Linked DNA regions of Mus musculus: all the other regions are linked to region 3. The links are chromatin loops, found by intact Hi-C in ENCODE. Cell type or tissue: heart. All regions are shown on one strand. Region 1 has its middle 17 kb from the start of Ano6. Region 2 overlaps Ano6 (anoctamin 6). Region 3 overlaps Ano6 (anoctamin 6).

Region 1 (8,000 bases), 110 kb after region 3:
AATCCGTCATGCACCCCTTTGGTGGCAGGCTCTGCCTAATGTGTACATTTCCTTACTCAATCTTCATACCAAGTATGACAGTTCACCTTCATTGATGGCTTATCTGAATTCAGAATTGTCAGGTCTGGAAGAAACTCCTTTAACCACATCCTGGCAAACAGACATAACCCAGTTCTACCTCTGGGACTCAGGAAACTGGTTCCCCCTTACAAAAAAGGAGTTGTTCTCCTTATGTGACATGGAAACTTAAGGGTTCTTTGGAAAGTCAGCTGGATGGTGTTTTGCTGGGGCAAACAGGGGAAGGAACATTTCGCTGAAGCAGACACAGGAGAGAGGATGTTTTGCTAAAGTGAGCACATGAAAGGACATGTGATGAAAGATCCTCTGCTAACAGCACACATGCATTGGTCCGTCTTACATTGCATAGTTGAGCTGCATTTGCCAGGGCTCCATAGAGAGAAATGCACCAAAAAACTTCTGTTGTGCTGCCGTTTCTTGTGACTTCCATTCAGGCTGATTGGATGCATGCGATGAGGCTAGACCTGTGCTGAGGCAGGCAAGGCACGTGGAGGATACATGATGTTTGGAGGGTCTAAGTAGGACTCTACGGAGTGACAGAGACAGAGCTCGGCTTGCTGGTACAGCTAGCTGTGCAATGCTTGTGGGTCTCATGTCTTTGCTGATCTTTGCTTTCCTGAGAGAGGTACAGCTGAGAACTTCTCCTGGTGTTCCTCTTGGTCCCTCCTGCTGACTCAAGCCAAGTCATGTTTGCTATCCAGACTCTACCAAACTGCACTGCTGGTGTATCTGTGAGATATCTTCGAGTGGATCGAGCTGCTGCTGTTGACCTGTGAACTGAGCTGCTGATTTCCAGACACCTCAGACAACTAGAGTTGCTCCAAAGAACCTTTCTAAACAGGTCCGCTTCCTTGTTCGTATTCTTCACCCTCCCCCCACTCCCTCTGGTGGGTGATAGACCTTAAGGGAGGTTAAAGCGTTTAAGAACTATCATTAAAAATAGGATTTGAAAAAAATTAAAATTACACCTATCTCTAGCAAAAATGACATGTAGCTCTTCCACTAACATGCGCCTTTGGGTCCCATCAGCATATTGAGGTCCATGTTATGCCAGTCTCTACTCACAAGCACTTCACAGCCACCCGGCCCACAGGCTCGCCCACCCCCAGTGCCACGGGCTCCCTTCCTGCCTGGTCCCATTCCCGTATAACCCTGGAGCTATTTCCCATCACTTCTCCATGTTTCTAGAAAGCCTCTGCAGCTATGCAGCCCGCAGCCAGGTCTGTGCTTCTTTATAGGGAGGTCCCAAGAAGCCATTATATGAAGCCCAGAGGCCTAAGCTGCATTGGAGATGCCAGGACTGTGGGACGCCTGTGAGGAAAAACTGCAGGTGTGGTGGGGTAGAACTGGCCGAAGAGAGGTTGAGCATGCCAGGGGTGGCAGTGACAGTGCTATTGTCACCCAGATGATTGTGCCACAAACCTGTGATGCTGGACATGGTGTGCTACAGGGTTTTGGCGTTAGTCCTCCTAAGTTTTGGTCTTTCTTTGATCTGCTATTTCTAAGGCAAGAGAGCTTTTTGTAGTTAGCAAGGGGAAAGGCCCACAGTGAAAATTATAAGCTTGCTACAAAAAATGTGATAACTAAGAGAGCCCATCTTTTTTTTTTTTAACTAAAAGAGCTGATGATTTTATTTTCACATTTCACAATATAAGTGAAAACTGCACTTTTTTGTATTATTTCTCCCTCCAAAAAATATTCAGTTAGGAAGGGAAGTTTCCTTTCCATGCATGTAGTAAACACTCGGGCTCAGCACCAAGAGCTCCTGGTGGAACAGAACAAGAAATACAAAACCATCAAGAGCGCTTCTGCTCTTATCTGTCTGGCCGGGTCATGCCAGGCCGGGTGGGCACCATCATAGGGCGGGCAGGAGGTCTTATCATGGGAGGCCCGGGCATCATGGGCATGTGGCCTCCCATGGGTGGTCTCATCCCAGGAGCTGGTCCCACGGGCATCATTCCGGGCGGAGGGGGGCCCATCATTGGCATCATGGGAGGGCCTCCCATGTGGGACGCAGGCATCGTGGCAGGCTGAGGAGGGCCCGAGAGACTGGGGGAGGTGGGATCATGGCCCCTGCAGGTGGAGGAGCAGAGAACGGAGCGGGAGGGATCTTCCCTTGTTGAAATGCAGCCGTTGTCTTGTCAATCAGGCTCTGGGCCTGCTCTTCCATCCATTTCTGGTAATAGTCTTTCACATTCTCTTTGTGTTTCCGACCACTGCAGTGTGCCTTCCTCACAGACGGAGAATCATGGGTAAGATATGTGTCACAGTAGTCACAATAAAACTTGGGCATGATGCTCCACAAGACGTTGGCTACTCTGGTAAGAGAGCCCATCTTAATAGCCAGCCAGACACTTGGAAGGTTAGCCAGGCCCAACGGCAGGCAGAGTTAGGTTAGCTGCTGAGGTTTGCTCTTTTGATACATACTGTAAAGATGAATACTGGCTCCCAAGGCCTGGTTGCTTGCAGGAATGAGAGAATCTTCATGCACAATGTGGCCTTGCTCCTTAATCTAGAACTATTGGTTAAATAGAGATGTCAACAGCTAATAGCTAGGCTGAAGAGACATGGGTGGGGTTTGGGGTTCCTGGGCTTGGGGTCTGAGGAGACCACGAAAAGAGAGGAAGGTAGGGAGAGGAGAAGACACCATGGGGTACCATGGCTGTGAGGGCTAGCCAACTGGAGTTGAGAGCAGCCCAGATGGAATATGGTAAATCATAACTCTGTTATTGATAGGAAAATTGATTTTGATAGCATAGAAGGTAGATATCTGGCCAGCTTTAGTACTGATAAAGGCATGTTGTAAATTAAAGGTTGTGTTTGTCTTTTATCTGGAAATCGAATAACCAAAGGTGGGGTAGAAGCCTCTGACTGAGATTACATATTTTCTACAACAGTCAGCAGCCAATCTCACCGATAAACAGAAGAGAGCTTCACTATCCCCCTACTAGAGTAAGTGTAGACGTGGGCATGGCCACGGTTGGACCAACTGGGTTGTATATTTTGAGCTCACTGAGAAATAAAAATTAGCAGAATTTTATAGACTCTTTGAAATCAAATTACAAAAGAAACAAAACAGAAGAAAAGGTCTTGTAGAATAGGTAATCTAGGTGAATGCACGGTGAGTTATTAAGTCCAAAGTTCCCCAAAGGCAGCTCTATAAATATTTCCGAAAAAGATACGGAGCACAGACTTTATTACTACCAAAGCTACAGCCGGTGGCAGCTGACAGTGTGCTGCTGCTGGTGGTGGTATGAGTGGGTCAGGAGAAGCAAGCCCCAGTCCTCCAAGGTGCAGGGGACATTATCACTGTTTAGTGGCATCCCGTGTAAGCAGAATTCAATCTGTTACTGGTTTCTATATTAGAAACTCCAATGGAAATATTTTTTCATGGGGAAGTATATTCTGTATTTCATCCTTTTTTTTTTTTTTTTAAACGGTTGCATGCCCCCTAAGGAATAATGGAAGTGTCTTATTCAAACTGTTCACTCCTGAAAATGAAAGTGCTCTGAAGAGGTGGGAAGAGCTTTTGTCTCCTGTTGGCACAAGACTTCTTTATCTTCTTTTGTATGTGTTTCGCTGATAGGCAAGACAGTGCTTCAGTAGAAGTTAGAATTATAGCCTAAAATATCTACTCAAACACAGTACTTTGTCCCCATTTTGACTCATTTCCAGTTGTGCTCAATCGTTGGCAGGCACGCTACTCCTTTCTGCACCGTGAAAGACATCTTTCGTCTCTTTGACCCTCTATTGCATTACCCTGGTGATATCTGTAGCCAGGAAAATGCTAGCATTTTCTCTAGCAGGGAGAGGAAGACATAAATATTTGATCTCAGATCAGCGATGTGTGTAATTGTTACTATAGAGAGAACCTTTGATTGCTGCCCAAATCTAGAGGTCTATTAAAATTTAATTTCTAGGTCTTCTCTTCTTTGCTCTAAAAATCAGAGTATTTCATAGTGTAGAAATTAACTCTTCCTTCCCTGTCCCTGTACCCACACTCCTCTGCATTTCATTGAGCGAAGAAATGCCAGTCGCTTAAAGATACGGGACTTAGGAATTAGAGAGCGAGTCCTTCAAAGAGTGCTGGTAACCTCAGGAAAGAACAACTAAGGGGGAATTGTGAGTTGTGAGTTTTTTCTAGAAATAAGCATAAAAAACAGAATAGACTATCGTTTGTATAACGTTTGCTTATTAATATTGCTAGCATTTTTTTTAAATCCTAGAAAAGCACTCTCAGGGCTGGAGATATAGCTCAGCAGTTAAGCACACTTGTTGCTCTTACAGAGAGGCCCTAGGTTCCATTTCCAGCATGCACATGGCAATTCACAACCATTTCTAACTCCAGTTCCAAGAGCGAATCTGGTGCCCTCTTCTGGCCGCCATGAGCATGGCATGCATGCTGTGCCCATGTATACACGCAGGCAAAACACTCATATGCATACTATAAAACAAGTCTAAAAAAATAAAGCACCATGGGAAAATTATAGGAATGTCTTAAAAAAAAAACTTGACAGGAAATCAGTTTATTAGCTCAACTTCAAAATTTTTTCTAAAGGAATGAACCGAATCTGGAAAACTAGTTTCATAGCAATTAGATATCTAGCAAAAAAAAAAAAAAAAAAAAAAAAAAAGGAAAGACAATCTAAAGCAATAGAAGTATAATATCCGAGGTTTTCCCTTTTCATACTTACAATTGTAAGTGGGATTTGGCTATTGGCCAGTTCATTGCATTATATCCAGATGAGTGAAGACGTAAGGGAGACTATAATCCTGGAGCTTAATTTTATTCATTATTTCCAAAGTCTCTCAGCTGTACTCAGCGCTACAGTGAGAACACAATTGGCCGGTCCACCTTTAGCCCTTTTCTGTCTTCTCCCCTTCTATAGGCGGGGGCTGGACTCTTAAAGGGCTACTTACAGAGCTTAGTGAGGTACAAATGTAAGTGGCCCAAGAGTGGCCTCCGCATCTGTTTCCAGATAACCCAAGACTGCCCGAAAGGTAAACGAAAGTAGGGTATATTTAGAGCATCCAGGACCTAGGATTTTCTTGGCATGCCTCAGTAACTGGAGAAGTGAGATCTCAGGAGCCGAATTGTAAGTTAGGAAATAAGATGCTGTTGTCAAGTGACCGGAAGTTCAATACCAGTTATATCACTTATTTGGTGTGAAAAGGCTCAAGGAAAGTGTTCAATGCTTGTAAGGATTTTTTTTTTTTTTTAGACAATGTGACTCAAGTTAGGGAAAAGGAGCCTCAGCTAAGAACATGACTCCATCAAATTGGCCTGAAGGCAAGTCTATGGAGCACTTTTTAAATTGGTGATTGACACGGAAGGGCCCAGCCCATTGTGGGCGGTGCCACGCCTGGGCCGGTGGTCGTGGGTTGTATAAGAAAGCAGGCGGAGCAAGCCATGGTGAGCAAGGCAGCGCTCTTCCATGGCTTCTGCATCAATCCTTGTCTCCAGGTTCCTGCCCTGACTTCCGTCATTGATGGGCTTGTGACACGGAAGTAAGTAAATAAGCTTTTCTCTGTCCTTGGCTGCTTTGGGTAGAGCTGTTTACCACAGTGATAGAAAGCAAACTCGGACAGATGGGACGCTCCCCAGACCGCAGCTTCCTCATCCATCTGATGAGAAGAACAAAGCTTTCTAGAACCGCTAAATGGAGCAGAGTCTGTAGAATGGAAAATGGCCAGAATCGACTGTTGATGACGGCCTCATTCTCATAATGATTTTAATCCTCGGCATTTGAAATATCATTCTATTTTAATCATAACGACAGCCGTGATAGCCTAATGGTTTCGCTGGGCATTTTTCTGGGAAAGAAGGCTAAGAGAATGTACTCTTCCGGTCTCTGTATTCTACTGACACCGCAACCTTCCAACACAGTGCTGTTCGATTCTGTGAGCCACCACAGTAATAGGCACACAGCATCCCTCGGCAGGTACCCCAGAGGGTCACTGTAATCCCGGGCCTGCTGTTCACGTTCCTAGCATGCTATGGTGGAGTTAGTCAGGTAATTGGGCAATGAGGGACCTTTTGGAGGCCTGAGCCATCTTTCTGAGACTGGCTTAATTCAATCATTATGGTTATCTATAGGTACATCCATTTTTTTTTTTTTTTTTGGTATGACATAGCTCTATTCTTTATGGGAGAAAAAGAAAAAAGAATCCTACTGTGTGTATATACCATATTTCCTTTACTTCTCCATCTGGGATTGCTCCGCCCCAGGTTGCTTCTATAACTTAACTACTGTGAAATGTGTTGTGATAAACATTGACATGCAAGTGTGGCATTTGATTTGGATCTGTTGGGTGACACCAAGCCTGCTTGGGTTACACGGAAGGTCTGTTCATAGTTTCTAAAGGGACCTGTAAACTGATTCTGTAGTGGCTGGACTAGCTTACACTCATCAATAACATAGATTGGCTTCTTTTTGTCTTTATCCTACTTGGTACTTACTGTCTCCATTCCAATGATTGCTTATTTGCTAGTTTAGTGCCGTTGTGTGCCATGGTACAGGTGTGCCGTGGTATAGGTGTGCTGTGGTATAGGTGTGCCATGGTACAGGTGTGCCATGGTACAGGTGTGCTGTGGTATAGGTGTGCTGTGGTATAGGTGTGGAGGTCAGAGGACCACTTGCAGAAGTTGGTTTTCTCCTTCCACTGTGTAGGTTCCAGAGATCAAACTCAAGTTGTCAGATTTGTCAAAGGTGCCCTGGTCCACTAAGCCAACTTGGCCATGATATAAGTTTTCTCAATAACTTGCCATTCGGACTGGGATAAAATGAGATTTCAATGTAGTTTTTATTTATAGTTTTCTGATGGGTGGTGATGTTGAGGTTTTTTTTTTTTCATGTGGTTATCGGTCATTTGTTTTTCATCCTTTGAGAACCGTCAGCTCATTTGATTGGCCCATTTACTGACTGAATCATTTGAACTATTGTTATTTGTTTTTGTTTGATTGATTGATTTTAGATCTTTATGTAGTCTAGATATTAATCCTCCATGAGATACATGGCTAACAAAGACTTCCTCGGTCTCTCCAGTCGGTTCATTATTTCCTTGAAATAAAGAAGAGTTATTTTATTTGCCAATTCCTGGGCTGATTACCTGTGCAGCTGAGTTCTATTACGAAAATGCTTGCTTAGGTCAATATCTTAAAATGTGTTCCTTACTTCTTCCTCTATTAATTTCAGAGCTGTAATTAAACAGGCTTTCATCTATGTAGAGTCTATTTTAAAAGTCATTTAAAAATTTTAAATCTCTCTCTCTCTCTCTCTCTCCCTCCCTCCCTCCTTCCGTGTGTGTGTGTGTGTGTGTGTGTGTGTGTGTTTGTGTGTGTGTGTGTGTGTGTGTGATTTTTATGTACACCACAAGGGGCCTTCAGAGACCAGTGGATATCACATTCCTTGAAACTGTTACAGTCAGTGTGAGCTGCTTTAGGGAACCTGGGTACTGGACCTTAGTCTTTTACAAGAGCAGTGAGTACCCTGAATCGCTGAGTTATCTTTCAGTGAGTTTTGTATAGGATAAGCAATAGGTATCTAGTTTCCTGCCTGTGGTTTTCCAAGCACCATTTATTGAAGACACTGTCTTTTATCACAACATGCATTTTTGGCATCTTTGTCAGAGGCCGTGTGGCTGGAACTCCCCTGGTTCTTATGTGAGTTCTTCATCTGTTCTGTTGTCCTGCATTGGTTTTTTGTTTTTTTTTTTGTTGTTGTTGTTTTTTCCTGGTGCCAGTTCCTTGCTCGTTTTGTGACAATGGCTCCTTCATCAAATCTGAAGCTTACCTTAATGCTAGCTGGGTTCGTTTTAAAGGACAACTTGACATAATCTAGGTATCACCTGGAAAGCAAGTCTCAGGGAGGGACTGTCTAGATCAGATTGATCTATTGGACATATCTGTGGGAGAGTATCTT
Region 2 (8,000 bases), 62 kb before region 3:
CAGAGAACCAGTTACGAACAGTCCATGGGGGCTGGCTTTGCCTTTACCACGGGAGCAGCAGGGTCTGACTGGAGCACCAGCCGAGGTACCGGGTAGCTGGTATTGGCAGCAGCTCTCTGCTTTAAGGGCTTCTCCTGGTTTCACACTCAGGAGTCCCTGAGCTGTCATGCGCACCTGCATCCCCAGGAGCTCCGCTCTGTGGACCTGCTGCACTTCTGAATCCCACTTCCCAGGATCACCAGGGTGCCCTCAACAGAGCCTACACATGATGGTACTTTCTCAGTAAACGGGTTTGCTTCCTCTGGCCAGTTTATGGTCAGGAGGCACCACAGCACAAGGGACTAACTGTATCAAAGGTTCACAGGATGGGGAAGGTTGAGAAGCACTGGTTTAAACACCGTCGGAGAGGCCGTTTTAAACCATTTGTCCCTGTGGTTTCTTCCTTGGATATACTTTAGTACCGTGGGCTCTGTCTCATTGCTCATGATGACAGCCAAGGTGGGGGTGCGGGGAGCTACAGAGACCAAGAACTCCAGAACCTAGCAAGGCACACCCTACGTCAACTTATAGGGAAGAGGAGCTACAGATCCCTGCATGGGAACCCCAGCTCTGCCGCTGGCTGCGGACCCCTGAACATGTTAACCCCCCTCCCCACTCCCCTGGCTTCACACTCCCCATACAATGGGCAGAATACTCCTCTAAGGCCTAGGACTAGCACTGGGTAGTATTCGCTATGACCATGGCAAACAAAGTGTTAAAAAAGACGTTTCCTTCCTTGCTGTGCCATCTGCATACAGAGAAGGCATTGTATTTCCCTGTATTCTCGCTCATTATCTCCTTTCCTCTTTCACAGTTAAGTCTTGTGAAATGAAAAGGATCTGTGTGTGTGTGTGTGTGCGTGTGCGTGTGTGTGTGCACATGTGTAAATTAACTAAGGCTGAGAAAAATTGTATTATGCTGATGGAAGAAGTCACTGCCTTTTTCCCAAACAGGCCATTTAATAAAAACCTTGCTAATAATTCCCCACTCCCTACCCCCAGTTACTTTTGTAATTATTCATCACCAGAGCACCCTTGGAGTGAGCCCTCACTGCCAACCTCGACACTCTTTTGCCGGTGGATTGTCTAATTAGTCTGTACCCTGTAGGCAGGGTTAGAAGCCTGAGATGCCACACAGGCTGAAAGAGTAAAAATTTGTTCTAGATTAAGCCCACAGGAGGGGGAAGCGTGGGAGTCAGACACAGACCTCCAAAGCTCTGCTTCCCACTGGCCTGCCCCGCCCTTGGCTTGGGTAACAAATGCTGGTACCTTCCAGGGCTGTTATAAAACCTGCTAGGGCTCCATGACTTTGCTGGGTTTGCTTGGTCTTCTTGGAGCAGGGCACACTCACCCCTCAGGTTTATCTTTTTCGGACTCTGACATATTTCAGATCACTGTACAGAGCTCCACAGTGGACTGACATAGATCCCTTCCCCCTCGAGGAGAGAAGCTGGCCTTTCCTCTGTAGAGTCAACCTCTCTAAACCCTCAGCCGACTGGGTACCTACTGGATAATTAAGTTGTAGTTACCAGACCTCACCAAAATTATACCCAGACTTTCAGAAACTGAGAAACCCAACGTCACTATCATATACACTAAAGGGAAATTGGCTTTATCACCTCCAATCAAAACCAAAAACAAACCTTTTAATTATAAAAAGTACTTTCAAGAAAATAGGTAAGATAACTATGAAAAGCAAAATTATTTCAGAATTATGCCTTATTTGCACATTAAAAGCCACCTTTTGTATCATTTGTATCTTTCTTTCCCTTGAATTCATCATAAACCTTAGGAATATCACACATCATGGATATTCCATGAGCAAACTCTTTTTATGGAAATGCAGCCTTCCACTGTCTGGCTGAGTCTGAAGTAAGCCATTTTAGGCTGTGGTGTTCAAGTGTGTATAGGCCTATGTGTGAGCACCTGTGTTATAAAATGTGATAATGTCTGTGAAAATATTCTCGCCTCTCCATAACACCTATCCCTTCCATGACAAGATCTTGCTGTGTGGCCCAAGATGACTTCGGATTAGCCATCCTGTCTTGGATCTGTGAAAACTGACATGACAGATCAGTGCGGCCACTCCGGACTTTGAGGTGGTTCTTGATGGACAGTCTGTAAAAGCTAAAGTAAGCTAACACACACACACACACACACACACACACACACACATCTTTCTGAGCCACCTGCTTTCTAGGAAAGACTGAGAAACAAAATCACCTGCTCTAGTGGGAGAGGCTGACAAGGCAGCCCGTCACCTCGACATGGCGCCCCCGAGAGGCAGAGAGCAGAATGTGCAATGAGCACGGATCTCATCCTACCAGGTTCAGGATGCGCTCCTATATGGGCCACTGTATTTTTCTCGGTTGGTGCATACGTGTGCTGTCACCTGCTACTGAGCTCCTGCAGCTGTGGGGACTCCATCCTAAGGTATCAGCCTTGTGTCACCTCCCGTGTGTTTATATGTCTTCGGGTATTTCGTTTATATCCAGTGTGTCAAAATCTGACTTTTCTTAAATGCCTTCCGCTGCTAGTGGAGTTTAGAAAAGTCGCTTTAGACCCAGAAAGTACCTTCACTCAGTTTTGTTTCTAATTGATGGCTTGTGGTTTAAGGTATTTTGGCATTTGTTACGGCATGCCATCCCAAGTGGTTGCCTTCCTTGCCTCAGCAACTAGCAGGTGTTTCCAGTGTTCATTAACTCACTCTGGAGCTACGAGTCTTCATTCCTCATGCATTAAATCCCTGCCTCAGAGCCTGGATCCGGCTGCCACGTCACATTCTTTAATCTCTTTAATCCTAAGCCAAACAAAACTGTCATTAAATTGTACTACTAATAGTTTAGTTAGCTTGTTTTGTTTTTGAGATAGGGTTTCTCTTCGTTTATTCCTAGCTGTCCTAGAACTTGCTCTGTGGACCAGGCTGGCCTTGAACTCACAGTGATCTACCTGTCTCTGCCTCCCGGATACTGGGATTAAAGGTGTACGCCACCACTATTGAGCTAATATGCTTTTATTAATAACAAACAGAGCTAGTTTGTAAAGTCTGATGGATTTAGCAATTTTTTTTCTCGTCTAAAATGAGATTTTAAAACCTCTTTTCTTTTCTTTAGTTTTTATCCCTTCTTCTTCTTTTTTTTTTTTTTTTAAAGATTTATTTATTATATGTAAGTACACTGTAGCTGTCCTCAGACATTCCAGAAGAGGATGTCAGATCTCATTACAGATGGTTGTGAGCCACCATGTGGTTGCTGGGATTTGAACTCCTGACCTTTGGAAGAGCAGTCGGGTGCTCTTACCCACTGAGCCATCTCACCAGCCCTTATCCCTTCTTCTTTGGCTTATCTTTTTGGTATGGTAATTCCTAAGATTTAAACATTAACTAATTAACATTTAGTTGTTGCTGCTGCAATTTCTTAGAGTTCTCACTGCCTCCTACTTGGGCTCTTCAGTAATTGCCGGAAACCCCTGATCTGCTGACAGGAATTGAGTGAAGGAACAGAAGAGCCACAGTGGACAATGGAGAAGGAACCCTGACCTGGCAATACTCCACGTGACAGCCAGGGAGTGCTCTAGCGCCATCTCTCTCTGGGACCATGCAGCAACTACACCTTTCTAGAGGAGACCATGTAGGCACCATACCTGCCTGGCACTTCCCTCAATATTTTAAAGGAAATAGTAAAAAAAAAAAAAAAAAAAAAAAAGTGTCATGTAATAAAAAGAAAGTTAAACAGTTACTCAAACAGAGGCTCGAGACATCTTACCCAGAAGAAGACGGCGCTCGCACACAGCGTGACCCGGATGCACTTCCCACAGGTGGTAAATGGGATGCGCTCCTCCTCCTGGTGAACAGAAATGGCTGGTCAAGGGAGCAGCACCAACACAGCTGCTGACATCTCGGGGTGCATCAACAGATCTTAGACTTAAAAACAAACCAACCCCAGCTTGCTGGCATACTGTTCTCACTTGTGACCTCTTAGTTAGTTAGTAATCTCAGATAGACACAGAGAGGTCTTGTTCAGGGTTGGCTTGTTTTGGTGGTGGATTTTTACTCACCTGGCAAAGGCTCTCAGCCATCAGAGCCATGGGTTCTGGTCAAGGTTTTTTTTTTGTTTGTTTGTTTGTTTTGTTGTTTTTTATGGTTTTTCGAGACAGGGTTTCTCTGTGTAGCCTTGTCAATCTTGGATCTCACTTTGTAGACCAGGCTGGCCTCGAACTCAGAAATCTGCCTGCCTCTGGCTCCCAAGTGCTGGGATTAAAGGCGTGCACCACCATGCCCTGCTCAAATTTTATATATTAGTGTGGTATAACAATGAACTTCTGGAGAGTTTCCATCTTATAATTTACCAAGAGAGAAAGACAAGACTCTTCCTGATTTCCTCAGAAGAATAGCCAGAGGTGTAGCACCAGGTGTGTACCTTAGCTGGTGCTCACTCTGTGCCAGGTACCCGAAGTGACCTTCAGATGCACCCCTCTCCCCAATCCTCAATATAGCAGCACTGACACTCTATCACGTCCATTTTATGGATGAGGGGACTGAGGCGCAGATCTGGGATCAGTCCGTCCATAAGCTGCTGGGTTAGGACCTGAGCCTCAGCTTGCAGTGTCAGCAGCGCAGGACTCTGCTCTCTAACCCAGGAGGATGCACAAGGCAACAGAGGAAGAACAAGGAATAAAGAACAGTGAAATTTCATTTGGAAATTTTATCAAACAGCATTTCACGGGGTGGGGTGGGGGTGGGGGTGGGGGTGGGGGTGGGGTGGGGGTGGGGGTTATTTCATTAGCTGACCATTTTAAATGGCCGGACCATCTCCCCTCTGGTTCTCTGGAGGCTTTGTCATTGCGTGAGTTACAGCTTTCATACTGGAATATCCTAGGTCCTGCCCTGTCCTCTCTAGCACACAGCAGTCATTATTCAGGATGGGGGCTTCCTGCATCCCAAATGTTACCTGCTATGCTATTTATAAGATGAGGATGCTCAGGTGTTCCCCATCCCTTATAGCACCCACAGTCTGAAAATCTGGAGGGTACTGACTTAGAAAACTACAGTTGGGGACATTTCAGACACTTGGTAAAAGAATTTTCCTTCCAGGAGTGGTGGCTCCTATTCAAAACCTTCTGTGGGAACAGATTCCCACACTGATGACTAAGAACAGCTCTGTTGACAGAAATACTGCAAACATCCAGAAATCACCTATTGGGGGTTTGGGGATGGTAGGGGGAGATTTCTTCTTTTGGCAGCAGTAGTGACAACAGGCAGACTCTTCCAGTGACAGATGCCACACACAGTGCTGGTACACAGTAGGGCCATAGGCATTCCCGTCCTTCAACCCCTTATGACTTTAGGATAAGAGTCACAGGATTATTTTGTGTACAGCCCAACCAAAACCTGGGCCAGTGACTGAGGCTGAGCACAAGACAGAAGGGCAGCTGGGCTAGCCTAGGATGATAACTGGCTGTAAGGAAGCTGCCTGTGATGACTGAGACTCATCTGTACATGCCAACATGGCTTCCTTAAACAACCACGCCCCTTTCACTCTCTAAAATATACCCATTTTACTGTTACTGTAAGAGAGGGACCACAGTGGTCTTCTACATACACTGTCCTAAGCAGTGTCCAGACACATCTGGGATACTCAGCACCTCAATGGTGCCATGATGGGCTCAGGCACCTACACTGTTCAAGCCCCATGATGGCCTGGTGGATCACATTGTGAACCACTGCAGAGAGAGCACTGCACTGCACCACCTTGCTGAGAACCTGTAGGGAGTGCAGTGCACTGCATCATTATGCTAAGAACCTGTAAGGAGAGCACTGCACTGCATCCCCTTGCTGAGAACCTGCAGGGATAGGAGAGCACTGCACTGCAGCAGAACAGACACGTACCTGAGTGATCTCGTTTATCACCACGTGATTGCACTGGGCCTCATACTCTGGCCGGGCCTGTTCCTCTTGCTGTAGCTCAACGGTGTCCCATTCATATTCGAGCTCTGCCTGGCGCCGCTTCCAAAACTCCAAAAACAATGTAACTGACAGGAGAGAAGAGGACAGTGTGGCTCTTTAAGGTTGGTGTCAGACTCCATGCTGGGAATTACCACTCCTCATTGTGCTGAGTGCAGTCTATTTATAGGAGATGCTAACATTTAAAAGGCAGGAAGTGCTTTTCTTTCTTTTTTTCTTTAAATGAAAATGTTAGTAATTTGCAAACACTGTAAAACATGATGTTCTGAGTCGGGCCACAGGGAGGGTCAGAAGGCAAGTGTGTAAGTCAGACACAAAGCTTGCCACAGGGAGGGTCAGAAGGCAAGTGTGTAAGTCAGACACAAAGCTTGCAACCCACACTTCGTCAACTGAACACACAAGTAATCCCCTACTCAAGCTTGGTCCATGGCTCAGCCCTTCCTTATGTCCTCCGCACTCCTCTTCCTCCCTCCCCCTGGGACTGGGCTAGAAAGAACATTCTAGTGCCCTCTAAATGAGCTAAAACAATATTTTTACATGGAAAACCAATCTCTTTCTCAATTTTGTACAAACATGAAGCAATTAGGCATCTTTATTTTTCAATATCTAATTAAAAAAAAAACCCTAAAACTGTCAAACATTAAATGGAGATATGGCTTCCAGGTCAGTTTCCTAGGCCCTTTTATTAGTGCACTGTCTCTAGCCTTTCTCACATAAACATTCTGACATTACCATGGTTCTGTTCACAATGACTGTTCACGTGTCCACTACAGGCTGAGAACAAGAAAGAGAAAAAGGGACTTCGATGTGATGCATGGAGATGGGAGGCACAGCAGAGCAAGCAAGAGCAGATGGTGCTAGACTTGGCCAACAGACCAGTGGCTCTCAGCCTGGGGGTCACACCCCTGCAGGGGTCCCATATCAGATATCTGGCACATCAGATACTTACATTACAATTCATAACAGTAGCAAAATTATGAGATAGCAACAAGATAATTTTATGGTATAAGGGTCGCAGCATCTGGAAGGTTGAAAACACTACAGTAGACTTCCAGACCTCCAGGGACAGACTTCCAGAGGAGGGGGCCATGGAGGTCTTGGGATGACTGACATGATCAGGTCAGGGAGGAAGATGGCAGGTGTAAGGTTTATCTTCCTCATCGAGCTGCCCACGTCAAGGAGGCCAGGACACCAGGTGCTTTCCAGCCAGGCTCTGACTGCAGCGTTAAGATGAGGAAGATGGGCCAGCCAAGTGACAGATACGCAGGAGGGCGCCTTACAAAGAATAGTATAGACCCCAAAAGGAGCCAGGAGTTTAACAAAGGATGGGAGGGGGCACTGGTGGTGGTCTTGCGTGAACACAGGCACAGGGGGACCTACATTGTAGGTAACACCAGATAAGGATGCACGTGTGAAGGACGTTGAAGCTGACAGGATAGATGCAAGGTGTAATGAAGGGGCTGGAAGAGGACAATGCAGGCCAGGCTTCTGCTTTGAGCAGAGTCCTTGATCCTAGTGTAGTGTAGGGGCACACGGGAAAGACGACACTGGGTCTGTGCGGGTGTTGAATGAGAATGATCCCCCAGGCTCGTACATTTGAATAGTTGTTGCCTACTTGGTGGAACTGTTTGGGAAGGATTAGGAGGTGTGGCCTTATTAGAGGAGGTGTGTCACTGGAGCAAGCTTTGGTGTGTCAAAAGCCAATGCCAGTCCCAGTAAGCTCTGTTCTCTCTCTCTCTCTCTCTCTCTCTCTCTCTCTCTCTCTCTCTCTCTCTCTGCTTCCTATTCCCGTATCAAGATGTGAGCTCACAGCTGCTCCTCCAGCCAACATGCCTACCGCTCGCCATCAATATGCCTTGCCACCTTAACCCTCTGAAACAGTGAGCGCAAGTAAACACTTTCGTAAGTTGCCTCCGTCATGGTGTTTTATCACAGCAATAGAAAAGTAACTAAGACAGTAAGTGATAATAGGTGCCCGTGGGCAGGTGTCTAGTCTAGAG
Region 3 (8,000 bases):
TCCACATTTTCCCCCAAGTGGCAGAACTTGCTATTTTCAGCTATTTCTTACAAGGCACAGATGTGGTCGCCTGTAAATAGCGGACTGTATCATTACAATGTCTTCTTACATGCCACGGCCTCCTGATCTGGCGTGTGCGTTTGCCAGCATCACTGTTACCATTTCCCTCCAGCTCACGACAAGGGCTCAGTTCTTTTGTCTAGTGGCATTCTTGCACAATTTTAGATATCCTTAAATTTTCTGAACTAGACTGGAAGGCATAATGAAGACAGACCTTTGAAATAAAATCTCCTTAAAAGGAATCCATTAGGCCTGGAGATGACTCAGTGTTACTAGCCCCGCCCTGGGTCCCACCCAAAGCACCACACATAGAGAATTAACTAGCTATGGAAATAAATGGAGTCTTATGGGAGACTCCAGTCAGGTGCCATCCTGCTGGGCGGGGAGCTACCCTCACAGCCTTCTCGTAAGCCCTGGGGGCTTCAGTGTGACCAATTTCATCAGCACAACTTCGTTCTTTTTAATTTCCTGTTTTCCTATGGGCTTTCCACCTTTGGGGTGTTGGGTGGGGGGAATCTCAGTTTAGTCTTCAAAACAAGAAATAAAACAGCAAAGAAACATCAAACGATGAGAAGGAAAAGTGAAAGTGCCCGAGGAAGCTCTTGTATAATTTCCTTTTCTAGAATAAACCAGTATCTGTTTATTTTCAGCTGTCAGTGGCAGTGTGAGCAAAAGAGCTGTGTGTGTGTGTGTGTGTGTGTGTGTGAGAGAGAGAGAGAGAGAGAGAGAGACAGAGAGAGAGAGACAGAGAGACAGAGAGAGAGTGTGTGTCTACAAGGAGTTTCCAACATACTGCCCTCTAGATACGAGGCAGCATCCAGCTGAAGATGACTGGTACAATCCAAGCTGTGAGAGAGAAGGACTGTCCTCCTGGAGGCTGGCCTCCTGAGGTCTCAGACGCCCAGGTCAGTATGTCTGGGTTCATTGTCCATCCGCTGGCATAAAACCTTGACTCCATCTGAAATCTTAGTCTACACCATATTCAGAAGGATGCTGTGGGGTTTCCACCACAAACAAGATGGTTGTCCCTACATTACACTTTTGAACATTTAAGAAAAAGCTCCCCACCTTATATTCCAGAATCAGCTGGAACCCAAACAATGCTCACCAGTTCCTGGTGTCTTGGTGCATTTTCATGGTGCCCTACCTGTAAGCTAAGTCGTAGGATTCTTGGTCTTCAGTACAATAATTTCAATGTTACTTTGTAACTCTATATTTTTCCCCACCCACCTGTGTTTTCCTTCTTAGTTAGTGATATCTCAACTACTTTTAACATATCTAATTTGTTATATCTTAAACCCCATAGGTCCCATTCATCAAACTCATACCTGCAAACTGCCCCCCTGTACTGGCCAGTTTTGTGTCAACTTGACACAGCTGGAGTTATCACAGAGAAGGGAGCTTCAGTTGAGGAAATGCCTCCATGAGATCCAACTGTAAGGCATTTTCTCAATTAGTGATCAAGGAGGAAAGGCCCCTTGTGGGTGGGACCATCTCTGGGCTGGTAGTCTTGGGTTTTATAAGAGAGCAGGCTGCGCAAGCCGGTAAAGAACATCCCTCCATGGCCTCTGCATCAGCTCCTGCTTTCTGACCTGCTTGAGTTCCAGTCCTGCATCCTTTGGTGATGAACAGCAGTATGGAAGTGTAAGCCGAATAAACCCTTTCCTCCCCAACTTGCTTCTTGGTCATGATGTCTGTGCAGGAATAGAAACCCTGACTAAGACACCCCCTTTGCTCCATTGTTCAAGTCAGTGCTCCCAAGTCAATAGTCTCTGTTTTGTTTCTAAATAAAGAGGCGCTGGCCAACAGGTTCCTCAGCTCAGGATGAACGCTGCAGTTTGCTGAGTCAGTTATCTAGACTTCCAGCTTCCTGATACAGCTATCCAGAGACTGACTGTGCTCTTCCTGATACAGCTATCCAGACCGACTGTGAGCTAAGCAGAGCACGGCTGTGGGTATGGTGGAACACAGCAAGTCTTCAGATCTTCCCTCCTGTGCAATTCTTCTTCCACAGACTCCCTCAAGGTTGCAGTCTTTCACACCCCTGGTGACGTGAGATTGGCAGTCACCTAAGGTCACACCCCTGGTGACATGAGATTGGCAGTCACCTAAGGGTTTTCTTGACGTGGTAAGATATCTATGGTGCTCTTCATCTGCTCAGGGTACTCAGCAGGGGTGCTCTCCCTCAGTTTTTCTAAGCCCCACGCTCCTCTCAAGCCATTGACCTTTACTGTGGAAACTGATATTTTTAATTTCATTGAAATCAACAGGAAGGAAAACCTAGAGTCTCAGGAAACAGAGGGCCATGTAGGTCAGCATACATTGGGCGATTTTTTTTAATTGGATATTTCTTTATTTATATTTCAAATGTTATCCCCTTTCCTGGTTTCATCCCCAGGAATCCCCATCCCATCCCCCTCCCTGCTTCTATGAGGGTGTTCTCCCACCCGCTACCACCCACTCCCACCTCCCCACCCTCACATTCCCCTACACTGGGTCATGGAGCCTTCACAGGACCAAGGGCCTCTTCTCCCATTGATACTCAGCAAGGCCATCCTCTGCTACATACGCAGCTGGAGCCATGGATCCCTCCATGTGTACTCTTTGGTTGAAAGTTTAGTCCCTGGGAGCTCTGGGGGGTGGGGGGGGGTCTAGTTGGTTGATATTGTTGTTCTTCCTATGGGGTTGCAAACCCCTTCAGCTCCTTCAGTCCTTCCCCTAACTCTTCCATTGGAGCACCCCCCCACCCCTGTGCTCAGTCCAATGGTTGGCTGCAAGCATCCATCTCTGTATTTGTCAGACTCATAGAGATACTGCTTTCCCCCTTCGACTCAGGCCGTCTTAGAAGTGCTGCTGGTTGTGCAGGGATGGGATCCACAACACCCAGTCCCAACGACTCATTTATGACAATGGCAGGAAAGCATTTAAAATGCATCACAGGGAAGAATAAAAATGAGAGTTCATAAAACCTCACTCAGTTGTTAGAAATGGTCTATGAATTAAATGCTCCAAAGGAACAAGCTCACAATAGAGCCAGGGAGACAGCCAGAGTTCAACGCACTTGCTGCTCTTGCAAATGACAGGTCAGTTGGCAGCATCCACATCAGGCAGCTCACAAACATCTGTAAATGCTGTTCCAGGGGACCCAATGCCTTCCGGCTTCTCTGGGCACCTGATTTCACATGCACATACACCCACACAGAAAGATACACATGCATACGTATGTGTGTATATATTTAAATATATATGTTTATGTGTGTATATGTTGACAAGAGCTGAGGAGTGTCTGATATCTCACACTAATGTACCAAGGCTCAGTTTTATAGGAATTCAATAAATTCAACCTGGCTTCTACTTCAAAGTCAGCTAGAAACAGTCAATGATAAGGTATTACAGTACCCACTAAAGGCAGCTGATTGGCTAGATGGCTAGGAGTTGTGTATATATGTGTGTGTATGTATATGTATGTGTGCATTCATGTGTGTGTGTGTGTGTATATATATATATATATATATATAATACATGCATATATACACATATATGTATGCATATGCATATATATACATATGTATGAATATACATATATACACACATGCATGCATAAACATATATACATATGTGCACATAAACAGACACATGAATATGTATGTTTATATACACACATATATATGCATATTCATATATACATATACACACACATTCTTAAAAGTGGCTAAGCTTTTATGCCTGAATATTTCTCACAGTATATGGCATTTTTGGTATCTTAAAACAAGATATTGCATACTGTTACTTAGGAAGCCAAAAGGAGAAAAAAGAATGAGGACTTTGGGGTCCAGGAGATCTAGGCTCAAATCCCAACTCTATTGCAGACAATCAGTCACATGCCTTGGTGTATGCATGTTATCCTTTCAGGATTAGCGCCATGGCGAAAAGACCGTGTTCTCTGCTGAGACAATCAGCCTAAAGTCTGGGGTACAGACAAAGGTCAGTAAGGGAGACCCATCGGTGCTCTCTACTTAAATGTGTCCTTTCCTGAACCTTGTCATCCCTGGGTGTTCATACCTACCACCCCTCTCCCCTCTCTCCATCTGTCTCTCTGTCTGTCTCTGTCTCTCTCTTTCTCTCTCTCTGTCTCTCTCTCTCTCATGCCTTTCCTAGCTATGAGCTGCCTTTAGTGGGCACTGTAACACTCTATCATTCACTGCTTCTAGCTGACTTTGAAGTAGAATCCAGGTTAAATTTGATGAATTTCTATGAAACTGAGCCTTGGTGTTTTAGTATGTGGTATCAGACACGTTAGTTGTCTTCAGTTTGAGGAAAATAGAACTAAAGTGGAAGAAGGTCCCGTTCCATAAATAAATAAAGTACTAAAGTGGAAGGTCCTGTTCCCCAAATAAAGAAAGTATGCTAAGGCTATAAAGGTTACCACTAAACTGTACTCTGCCCTTCCATTCGGTATATTTCAAAAACACTTTAAAAAAAAAAGATTTATTCTTTATTATGTAAATGCACGTGCACCTGAGTGTAGGTTTCTACATGTACGTTCAGGGTTCTAGGAGGCCGGCCGGAAGTGGTCACCGGCTTTCCTGAGGCTGGAGTTAGAGGGAGTGCGAGCCACTTGACATGGGCTCTGGAAAGGAGCCCAAGAGCTCTGCAAAAGCAGTATGAACCCTGAACTGCTGTGCTGCCCGGCAGGAGCAACCCGCTAAAAGAAGGCATGTCATTGTCACGGAGAGTGAGTGCAGGAACAATAATGAACAGTCAATAAAGATAAAAGGTTGGGCCAGAGAAGGCGGGTGGAAGAAAATGTGCTAGCCACTGGGACAACTTCAACTGTTGGACCCTAGTAATGAACACTGGCTGGAAGCCTCTGGCAGGAGCATGAAGAGGAAATGCGTTATCAGAAGGAAGCATTCTCAGTCATCTGGGAGGACAAAGTCATTATGGGGACCTTTTACAGAAACGCCCAGATTGTGTCTGTTTCTCTAACAATGCCCTTAGGAGGGACTGGGGAGATAAAATACAGTGCAGATAACCTCTGACCTTTCTGGCTCCAGTTTCATCTCAAGTTTCCTTCTAAAGCTGTCTCCCCAACCCTCAGGACCCTTGGGGTATCACCCACCCTGTGCTGGGCTCTCAGTGGCTGAATCACAAGTCACACTACATACTCACTGCTCTCCAGTTCACCCCATACTAACACTTCTAAACAAACATGCTCAAGTCCCACACGAGACAAAACCCTTCAGCTGCTCCCAGTGATTTCACGGAAAGCCTGGGCGTCCCTGCTGGGTACGTAACACGGCTCTTGATCTGACTATAACCTACAGATTATAAACACGTTATTCCCTATTCTAACTATCCAGTCTGACCTTACTTTTTCTAACCAGGGTTTTGACTGCCATCTTCTTGCTCTTGTAATCTCCCCCCATCCTTCTCTAACCACCTATGCAAATTCTAGTTCGGCTTTGTTTTCTAAGTCAGTACATACGTGCTGTACACACCTCTGAAGACTCCTGACCCTTTGGGGGAGGGTCTCTGAAAGGCCAAGAACATTTCCATAACTTAGAAGATGGTGTTTATCTTTCTAGTGTTAACATCTGCAGGTCAGTGATTAAGAGTGATGGAGGTGGGCTGAAGAGATGGCTCGGTAGTTAGGAGTGCTGGTTACTCTTCCTAGAGGACCTGGGTTTGAGTCCCGGCACCCACATAGCGGCTTACAACCTCTGCATCTGTGGTTGCAGAGGATCCCATACCCTCCTCTTCCACCACACACGCTTGTAGTATAGACATACATGCAGGCAAAATACCCATATCTATAAAATAAAAAGGGTTTAAAACAAAATCATACTGGCTAGTTTTGTGTCAACTTATCACAGAGAAAGGAGCTTCAATTGAAGAAATGCCTCCATGAGATCCAACTGTAAGGCATTTTCTCAATTAGTGATCAAGGGGGAAAGGCCCCTTGTGGGTGGGACCATCTCTGGGCTGGTAGTCTTGGGTTCTATAAGAGAGCAGGCTGAGCAAGCCAGGGGAAGCAAGCCAGTAAGTAACATCCCTCTATGGCCTCTGCATCAGTTCCTGCTTTCTGACCTGCTTGAGTTCCAGTCCTGACTTCCTTTGGTGATGAACAGCAATGTGGAAGAGTAAGCTGAATAAACCCTTTCCTCCCCAACTTGCTTCTTGGTCATGATGTTTGTGCAGGAATAGAAGCCCTGACTAAGACAAAAATGAAGGGTGAAGACCACTGCTTTGCTGAACACAGTGACCCCACTGCGCTTGCAATCAGTCCCTAGCCACACTCTCCCCTTCCTGCAGAGCCTCACCACCTGGCACACTCACCTCCCAGCTCTTTAACATGCTGTGTAAAGACAGAAGTTCTCGTAAAGCACTGTTCTCTATCTCCACATCAGAGTTCCCCGAAGTCCCTGGGAAAAGCGCTTCTGAACTGTGACCTCAAATATCCCTGTGCACCAGGAAGGGTTCTTTCTATGCCACTGAAATTGACTAAAATATAATTATAGAGACTTAGGTAGCTGACAGATACTGTTGAGAAAACATACTTGCCATTAATGACTATATCCTAAAACTTCAAGCAAGTATAAGAACGCAGCACACTTGTTTGCATCCTGACTGACCAGTTGCTTCCTAATAATGACTTTTTGTTGAGACTGAAGGTAATGTTAGGAAATGTGACCTTTTTTTTTTCTCTCATTTTGCATAAGGAAACAAGTAAACCTTTGTAAGAGCTGCTAATCTCCAATATTTACTACGACATAAGCAAAGAAGAAAATCCAGCTATCTACTCTTGCACAGACCTAAAAATTAGATAAAACAATGTCATTTCTTCTGCATATTCTAGATTAATATATGCGAATGTATATTAACATGGTTCAGTATTAATTTAATTAGCACTCTTTGGTTTATTGTTGGTCATATTTAAACTATTAAATGTGTTAAGTTTTAGTGCACAGTTTTAAGGTCTAGTGTACTGAACATTATGTAGGCCCATGTTATTGAGTGTAAAATGTTAAGACTTTAAAGTTGAGAGCTATAGTTCTATACAATTCTAATATTGCATGATATAAAGTACCATAATATAATGGCATACATGTGTAACATAATAGATCTTTGTGGGTACACTATCAGTAACTTTAATTGGACCATAATCCAGAAGGAAAAGTCTGTTTTGCTCTGAACCTGCAACACCGGGAAAAGCAATCCAATGGATACTTGTTGCACTAACTTGATGTAACATATTCCAGTGAAATTAGTTAATGTAACCACTCGCTTAAAGTCTTATACTTAGTTGCCAAAAGACAGGACCAACAGTCTATCTAACCTTGCAGGTTTGCGGAGACTGCTGTGGATGATGTAGGCAAGCAGCAACTCCATCTTGATGCAGCCCCCAGTTTCTCTCCATTCCTTCACATTTTTATGTCTTTGGTTTGCTCATTTGGGATGGGGCTGAGGCTCCTTCTGTGACACTTGGGACCGCCTTGAGCTCCAGATCCTCCTGCTTCACACCCTCCTGTGCAGCTGAGATTTCAGGCTGATGGCGCTGCACCCATTCACAGTGGGCTTCAGTGTTTAATCCCCTCATCTTTGTGTCGTGGGTCCATTTTCTAGGGTCTCCTTTACCTTCCATGGTAAAGCGTCGGGATTTTCCCTTGCCTGCCTGCTGAGGTTCCCTAGCTCAGAGCACCTTCCCTTTCCTTAAATGTCATGTCTCATATTCTAATGGTTGAGCTATTTGTGCAATGGTTTAATCAATGTCTTGTCTCTCACTAGAACGTATGCCCCAAGGGGACACAGACTGTGCCATCTTTTCATTGCTATTTCCCAAGAGAATTTCAGAAACATTAAATGGGTAAATATTATTAAATAAATCAACTGAAATTAATTCCTCATTTACCCTGTGACATTTTACAATGGGGCAGATG

Evidence for each region. Peaks named below come from ENCODE experiments on the same cell type or tissue, not always from the same donor. Only the 100,000 strongest peaks of a DNase experiment are listed, where the experiment ranks them.
Region 1: a loop joins it to region 3, with 4 times the contacts of the local background. A loop is called at or near these places in 8 of 42 quality-filtered maps.
Region 2: a loop joins it to region 3, with 1.9 times the contacts of the local background. A loop is called at or near these places in 5 of 42 quality-filtered maps.

Annotation. Positions count from the first base shown.
Region 1 is chr15:95,770,125-95,778,124 of GRCm38, reverse strand. It overlaps the pseudogene Gm8849. Among named protein-coding and RNA genes, the nearest start is that of Ano6, 17 kb to the left of the region's middle. In heart, a CTCF peak has its summit at 4,459 (motif pointing left); a DNase peak (open chromatin) is centred at 4,433.
Region 2 is chr15:95,939,278-95,947,277 of GRCm38, reverse strand. Ano6 (anoctamin 6) reads right to left here. Exons shown (of 20, transcript NM_175344.4): 11 at 5,926-6,068; 12 at 3,803-3,880. Among named protein-coding and RNA genes, the nearest start is that of Gm41389, 31 kb to the right of the region's middle. In heart, a CTCF peak has its summit at 3,598; no DNase peak of the experiment used is centred here.
Region 3 is chr15:95,877,773-95,885,772 of GRCm38, reverse strand. All of the region lies in intron 2 of Ano6 (anoctamin 6), which reads right to left. Among named protein-coding and RNA genes, the nearest start is that of Gm41389, 30 kb to the left of the region's middle. In heart, a CTCF peak has its summit at 4,231; a DNase peak (open chromatin) is centred at 4,982; H3K27ac peaks cover 3,824 bases.